2 separate regions of the Mus musculus genome follow, and region 2 is linked to region 1. The links are chromatin contacts, found by Hi-C or POLR2A ChIA-PET in ENCODE. All regions are on one chromosome and are shown on one strand. The core of a region is the stretch at or near the end of the contact, and the rest is flanking DNA. Distances in the headings are between cores, read along the strand shown. Region 1 holds the start of Gmfb (glia maturation factor, beta). Region 2 holds the start of Cnih1 (cornichon family AMPA receptor auxiliary protein 1).

What was found. Hi-C counts contacts between places; a loop is a spot of excess contacts on that map. ChIA-PET counts read pairs that join two places held with the same protein, here RNA polymerase II (POLR2A).
Region 2: a map of left cerebral cortex shows a loop between it and region 1 (6-fold over the local background). The contact joins the promoter of Cnih1 here to the promoter of Gmfb in region 1. A Hi-C loop is called at or near these places in 7 of 37 maps with a recorded cell type or tissue (gastrocnemius, heart, left cerebral cortex and 1 more). POLR2A ChIA-PET finds 5 or more read pairs at or near these places in 3 of 5 experiments (Patski and embryonic stem cell).

The regions. Positions count from the first base shown.
Region 1 is chr14:46,820,055-46,823,983 of GRCm38, forward strand. It overlaps Gmfb (glia maturation factor, beta), which reads right to left and starts at 2,188. Exons shown (of 7, transcript NM_022023.2): 1 at 2,047-2,188. The coding sequence starts at 2,049.
Region 2 is chr14:46,786,106-46,790,034 of GRCm38, forward strand. It overlaps Cnih1 (cornichon family AMPA receptor auxiliary protein 1), which reads right to left and starts at 2,252. Exons shown (of 5, transcript NM_009919.2): 1 at 2,078-2,252. The coding sequence starts at 2,158.

The sequences.
Region 1 (3,929 bases), core at 938-3,437:
GGCTAAACAGGAGAGCCAAGATGCTTTGAAGACTTAAAAGTGAAAAACACGGTGACAGCAAAAGCTATCTAAAGTGATTAGAGTGAACAAGGCAGTCAAAGTCATGAAACCACGGTGCGACTCAGATGCCCACAACAGGAGCAAGGACCAAGAGTAGGGAAGGGGGCTGGTGAGATGGCTCAGTGGGTTAGAGCACCCGACTGCTCTTCCGAAGGTCCAGAGTTCAAATCCCAGCAACCACATGGTGGCTCACAACCATCCGTAACAAGATCTGACTCCCTCTTCTGGAGTGTCTGAAGACAGCTACAGTGTACTTACATATAATAAATAAATAAATCTTTAAAAAAAAAAAAAAAAAGAGTAGGGAAGGGCATTGTAGGTACTCAGATTTCTGTCCCATGAGCAAATATAAGCTATCAACACGCTTTAAGTATTGTAGGGAAGGCAAACATGGCCATATTTGAATTTTGATAAGATCATATTTGTTGTGATATGCAGTAAGCAGGCAGAGAGCCAGGAAGAGCACAACAGCCCTAGTTACCAGCAAGACTATTTCAGAGATGACAAGTAGCCGAGGAATTAAAGATCAGCATAAAAGACGTGAATAACATCAGTGAGCTACCACGTATACAGCACAAAGCTGACTCCCACTTTATGCTCCAAACTATCGCACCCACACCAGTGCCATCCACATATGGCAGGAAATTTAAGATTTAGACAGGCTAGAAGCATCTTCTCCAAAGTCTTAAGTCATACAGGTAGTGGACCCAGGAAGCAACCCAGATATGCTGAACTCCAGCGCTTGCTCGCGCGCTCGCTCTTTCTCTCTCTCTCTCTCTCTCTCTCTCTCTCTCTCTCTCTCTCTCTCTCTCTCTCTCTCTCTCTCTCTCTCTCTCTCTCTCTCCACTACATAAGAACTGGGTTAGATTCAATATGAAGGAAATAAAGACTTACAAAGATAACTTCTAGACTTCTGGCTTTGTGTAAGGAACACAAACACACCTTTAGCCAAGTTGCAGAATTCCGGCTGAATGAAGACCAGATGTGTGGAGGAAGCTATGAGTTCTTTTTGGACAAACTGAGGAGCCTCTGTGGCTTCTGTGTGATGAAATTAACCAAAAAGTGGAATGTAACTGCTGGTTGGATCTCAGCTAAGGTCAGAGATAGGAACTCACAGGTCAACTCAACGTAGGTGGTTACTGAAGCCAGAAGTTCAGCAAAGAGAAAAACAATAGAAAATGAAGCCTTGGAATGGAGCCTAGGGCACTCACGGGCATAGTCCAAGGAATGGAGAAAGGAATCCAAGGGGAACAGATGCATCAGCAGAAATAGGAGGAAAGCCAGTTCTGAATCCCAAAAGCCAAGGGGGTTGGGGTAGGCAAAATTAAAGAGATGCCTCAAACACCAGTGTCAACACCCTGGAATGTAGCTGAAAGGTCAAAACGATGAAAAGCCACGAGTTCACTGGGTTCAATGACCGCGGTAAGATCTGCTAGACGGAAGTGGTCCCCAAGAGAGGATTTATAGATAAGTGTCTTCCTGTTGTTGTTTCCATGATACTTGGTCGTACTTAAAAAACACTTTGGGAAGGCTCCAGAAGGTCCTTGAGAGCACCTGACTTAATTCTCCACTTTGTCTTTATGCTTGGGGTCCATCGTCAAGGAGATCAGAAACCACTGCCCCAGACGCAGCAAAACTAAACCTCTGACAGTTGCTTAAAGGCAAAATCAGAGCCCTGGGTCACATGGGTTCCAACGGCCTGGACTGGAAGAATGTGGGTATCGGGAGCTATTCAGCCAGAAACAAGGGGGTGCAGGTAGAAAGAAGCCTGGGCGAAGCCGGAATGCAACCAGAACCCTGACACTCGCCTACAACGCCGGCCCTCAGGCCCAGCCCGTTTCCGCCGCGGGGACCACAAGGGTCCACGCGGAGGCCACGTTCCAACCGTCCGCCCGCAGCGCGGGGGTCTTCCGCGCTGCCGCTGGAAGTCGGGAACGGACTGCGAGTCCGTCCAACCCCGCGGTGCCTCCCTTCGCCGCCACTTACCATTTTCCTTCCGGTCGTCAGCGGCCCGTTGCCGTGCGATCTCTTGGGCCCCTTTAAGAATGGCTCGGCAGCCAACTCCCTTCCTGTTTCGGCTGGCGCACCGCTCAGCCTCCCCCACCTAAGGACGCGGCCGCCGTGGCCCGCACGTGACAGCGGACGGCGGGAGGCGAGGCCCAAAATTTGGCGAAATGCGGACGCGGGCGCCTCTGGTGCCTGTTAAGTAAGGATGCTGCGCCGTTACCAAGGAATGAGCCAGCCAAGCGGTGCGCAGATTCTTGGTGTCTTTAAATATTCTACAAGCCTTAACGGCAGGTATTTCGTGGTGCCAAACCTGAGCTAATGACTTGAGTGGTAAATGTGCGTGTCGATTACAGTTTACTTGCAGATTTAATGCTTTTCAAAGGTAGACGCGGCTTTCATCCTTGCACCTGTCCCAGGGCGCCATCCCTGACCCTGCCTGCTTTCCAGAACTTACTGAATAAATTTATTTTCCAAAATCTATTCATACTCACCAGTAAATGGTTACCAATGTTGATCATGTTGGCTTTTACTCTCAAGTTACAGCGAATTGAACTCTGAAACCCAGGTGCTCTTATTGTTTCAAAGTGTGACACTCAAAAAGTTACGACCTTTTAAATGTATTACTACTGGTATTCCATAACGGAGATAAACTTGCCTTTCTAAGAAACAGTATGAGGTACAAAAAAGACTATGTGGATGAAAGGATTGGCAACTTTACGAAAAATAAATATAAGAGATTTTTAAAACATTCTAATATTTGTATACTCTTTTGGTACTTCCTCCTTTGTCATCCATAACTATTATCCTCAAACGATTAGTAGAATTCTCTTTCAAAAATAAGAAAGGATGGGAGTTGGAGAGATGGCTCAGGGGTTGCGAGTACAGGTTGTTCTCTCCACCCTGGCCGGATCTCCAGAACCCACCAATATGGTAGTTGACAGTGTAACTCCAGCCCCAGGAAATCCAAAACACTCTCTGGCCTCCAGGGCCACTGCAGGCTTGTGGTGCAAGCAGGCAAAACACCCATACACACAAACTAATAATATAGTTTTTAAGAATAAGAAAGAAATTGGAAGGGAGGAAAGAAGAGAGAAATGCCAAGAGCAACTTTGATTTCTAAAAATAGAGTTTTGGATCTCCATATTAAACCCAGAGGTTTTCAGTGAGAGGCACCTTATGCAGTTTTGAATCTCTATAAGCATTTGTTTTAAATCCAGATATTGGTAATGGTAAATGGATTTCCTGTACACCACTCCTTAAGGAAGGTGGGACAAAGTGAACAGTAGGAAGGGAAAACCTTCTGCTGTGGATCTGTAGAAGCTGGGGAGGAAGGCTGGAGCACCTGCAGAGCCTTCCTTTCCCACTCTGGCCTTCTCCTCTAGCTTGAAATGGCAGAGGGAAGGATGTAGTCACTGGAGCATCAAAATAGGCAAGGTGTCAGAGAAAATCCTCTTCTCTGGGGAGAAGCCTGGAACTTGACTCTATTCCATCTTTAACACAATAGAGATCTCTTCAGTGGCAGAAGTGGCCTAATCTGTTTGCATAAGATAGCCCTGAAACCAGCATGTGACATGCAGGCGAATCTACACGGTCCTATAACAGTCCCCCTCCTCTGGTAAAACGAAGATGAGCATCTAGCAAGCCTGCAGAGCTAAGAGGCTGTGGGTTACCAAAGATTTTACCGACACAAGTTCATGGCTCGAGCCTTGAATCCCAGCGGTGGGAACTCTCTAGAAACAGACACTCAGATGAAGCTGTCTACAGCTTGGTGAGGACCTATATGCATGGTTCAGATCTACACTCTCATTTTCCCGCCTCCCACCACATCCCATGAGCATCTGCTGTCATCAGATCATCCTTTT
Region 2 (3,929 bases), core at 1,002-3,501, 34 kb before region 1:
ACTCAAATAAATAACATATTAGCATATAGCCATCTCTGAAGGCAGGACTTCATGTAACTCAGAATCAAATGCAGAAGGAATTCAGGATCCTGTCACTATGGCCCCAGTGCTGGGATCACATGTACACCCCATGCCCAGTTTATGCAGTTTATGCGGTGGGACTTATGCAGTACTAAGAAGTGTAGGGTTTTGTGCATGTTAGGCAGGTACTTGGCCAAGTGGGCACACCCCTAGTCAAAACTAACTTTTAAGTTGAACAGTTTCTTTCAGCTGGTACCTAGGGATCTTTTGAGTAAAAAGATTGCTGAATGGTTTTCTAATAATGCACAACAGACATATACTTAAAATAATTTTCCCCAAAGTACAGTAATTATCTGAACTAAGGAACCTCTAAATCTAAAAGCTCTCCACTAATCTGTGGCACAACTTTCTTTAATCCTATAACAGGACTTAAAATTATCTATTTCACCTTGACACATTCCTTTCTAATAAAGTAACCCATTTTAAAAAAAATTGCAGGTGTTTCTTTTTTTTTTTTTTTTCTTTTTGGTTTTTCGAGACAGGGTTTCTCTGTATAGTCCTGGCTGTCCTGGAACTCAACTTTGTAGACCAGGCTGGCCTCGAACTCAAATCCGCCTGCCTCTGCCTCCCGAGTGCTGGGATTAAAGGCCTGCGCGACCACGCCCGGCTGTTTCTTAAGCCAAACACAGAATGTGGAAAACGTGGGGAAGTGCCCAGCTCTCTTCCACTAATCTCCACCATTCCAGAGGACATTTATAAAAAGAGCAAATGACTTAAAGTTACAGATGGAAAGGAGCCAGACACTCCACTTTCATTGGAAACAACAATGGGGCCAGCTCGAAAGCTATCCATCTTCCTGTTCTTCCTCCAAAGAGCAGAAGATGCTCTTCCAATCTTAGTTAAAACTAATGAGCGTTGTGTGAAGTAGCAGTTATTTCTGACAAAGTGAACACCGGACCCCAGCATTCCCCATCCACAGGCAAATAGGCTCTAAATACAATCACACTCCTTAGCAAGAAGGACCCTTGGTATCTATCTACCTACTTCGGAGACTTCTGCAACCATTTAATCTGCTGCCATTTAATCACGCACAGGATGGTGATGAAACCTGACTTAGTATTTACACGAGGTTGAACTCGCCCCATCATTCAAATTATGCCATTATTCCAGAAAGTACTGGGAGGATAGAAACAAATGAGCTCAACTTTTGAGAATTGCTGATCTCCCAGAGAGCTCTTTCAGTGGTGCTAAGCGGTAGAGACACTCAAAAGTCTGTCTCAATAGAACTGTCACCAGGGACAGAGCACAGTAAGAATGCACGTCCACCCTGCAAGGACATATGAGGAGCCAAAAGTTTCTGAGGATTTTCAAAATCAAATTAAAACTCCCTCTACTAAATCATGCAGCCCATACCACAGAGGTGGCTTGGGAGGCTGTCTCCTGAAAAAGCTCTCGCGATCCAAAGTATGACTTCAGGGGAAAACTCGGAGATGTGGCCAACGAAGTAATCAATCCAAGCTGCCTCAAAGTTCACCAGGAACTCGTCTCTCAACCACCGTGTTCTACTAGAAAATCGCCCATCGAGTGCTGCAAAGCAGAGTTGGAAATGGAGCTAAAGTAACTTATAATATCCGATTTTGGCCGTGCTCCGAGGAAGCCTTAAAAGGAAATCGGTAATTCAAGGATAAAAATTAGGAAAACTTCACGCCGAGAGTCACCGCTCGGTGCGCACTGGGCATCCATCGAGACGGGGGACGCGGACAAGCCGTGCGCGCGGGCCCGGCGTAGACACGGAGCCGCCCGCCTGCCCGCCCCGCCCAGCCCTGCTCGCGAATAGCGGAGCGCGGCCTGGGCCCGCACGCGGCGGCGTGGACACCGGGACCCCGCACGCCATGCCCTCCGGACCCCGGCCCGGGAGCGCGCAGCGTCCACGGCCCTAGCAGCCAGGCCACGTCCTGGCGCGCGCCGGCAGCTGGGGCCCCACGCAGCCCCGGGCCGGGAGCTGCAAGAGGCTGCGCCGTCGCTCGCCCTCTTTCCCCCTGCCCCGGCTACTCACGTGCCAGATGGCGAAGAAGATGAGCGCGGCGGTGAGCAGCAGCGCCAGCATATAGCAGAAGGCCGCGAAAGTGAACGCCATGGCCGGGGAGGAGCTGCCGGGCGCGCCGGGGCCAGCGGAGAAAGGCGGCGCACGGCCCTCTGGGTAAAACCATTCACTTCCCCCGGCCTCAGCCTCCACTGCCGCCGCGGCCTCCTCCCGGCGCGCTTGCGCAGAGGGCCGCCCGCGCGAGCACCCCCTGATGGTCGGAGTTTGCGTGGCTCTTCTGTTGTCTGCACAGTTGATTTTGTCCTTCATTCTGTAGTTTACTCTTTGGATAGCCATTAAATGAATGTCTAGCTTGTTCCAGAGACTAGTCTTGTGTTTGAAATGCAAAAGTAGATTTTAAAAGTGCCTGTATTGAAAGGATTTAATCTACTTCCAGGAACGAGCGACTAAACAATGTTGTTATAACGCTGTAAACTGGTACTTGTGCATGCTATGAAAGGTCACCCGGCCCTCCTGGAAGCTAATCTGAGGCTTCTATGATAAGTGCAGGAAAAGAGAAGGGAGTGCTGGCGATACAGGAAATCGGCTCAAATGAGCAAAGGGCAGAGGTGGAAAGGGAAAAAGGAAAGGAAAACGTTGTGTCTTGGGTGCAACCAGCAATGGATCTGTTAGTGGAACTTGGGTGACAGAGGTCTAAGACCTCAAACCACAGAGTAGCAAAATACGCTCAGTTCAGGAGCTCAGGCTTACACCCAGACCCCCGGCTTTTCAAACTTTATTGCTTATCACAAGATTTCAAAGATTTTGTTTTTCTCAGTGTAACCCTGTAACATAAAGACCACAGATTAGAAAGGTAGTGGTGGTGAAAAAAAAAATCAAAAACAAAGTAAAATTTCTACAAAACAGTTTTATTTTTAATGCTGGCTGCAATCTGAGAAACCAGTTCATCATCTACTAGATGCTGATGATGGAAGAAAAACTCTTCAAGGCTTTTAAGCAAGAAAGACACGATAAATTTGTGTTGAAATGTGCTCACTGGAGCAAACGGAATAGAATGTTTTAGAGGGCTATGTCCAGCCTGTCTGAGACTTTCTGCATTGGTAGACATTTGCTCTTGTGGAATACAGCCACTGGCTACTTGTGGATACAAGGTGGCTAAGATGGCTAAGGAATTGAACTTTAAATTCTGCATCACTCTAGTGGATTAACATTTATTTTAAAGTTACATTCATTGTGTGAGCACACATCCACTGTTTGGTGGTGAGTGGAAGAAACTCTGAGGCAGTGAGGGTCTGGGAGAATGTGTGCTATTTGGCTTGGGCACTAAATCCTCAGAGTCATGGGAAAATGGCAAATGCCACTACACCCCAGGCTCAAGGAAATAGCAAAACCTTTCTCTAGTCTGTGTGGATTTCCATCTCTACCATAGCCCCACCCTATTCACTGCCTGAAGACTGCTCCCTGCAGAGACTGCACCTACTAAGATTTATTAAATCTGCCTCCTGGTTCACTGAACGCAGTAACCCCTTGTACTGGCTAGTTTTCTGTCAACTTGACACAGCTGGAGTTATCACAGAGAAAGGAGTTTCAGTTGGGGAAAATGTCTTCACGAGATATCCAGCTGTAAGGCATTTTCTCAATTAGTGATCAAGGGGGAGAGGCCCCTTGTGGGTGGGGCCATCTCTGGGCTGGTAGTCTTGGATTCTATAAGAGAGCAGGCTGAGCAAGCCAGGGGAAGTAAGCCAGTAAAGAACATCCCTCCATGGCCTCTGCATCAGCTCCTGCTTCCTGACCTGCTTGAGTTCCAGTGCTGACTTCCTTGGTGGTGAGCAACAGTATGGAAGTGTAAGCTGAATAAATCCTT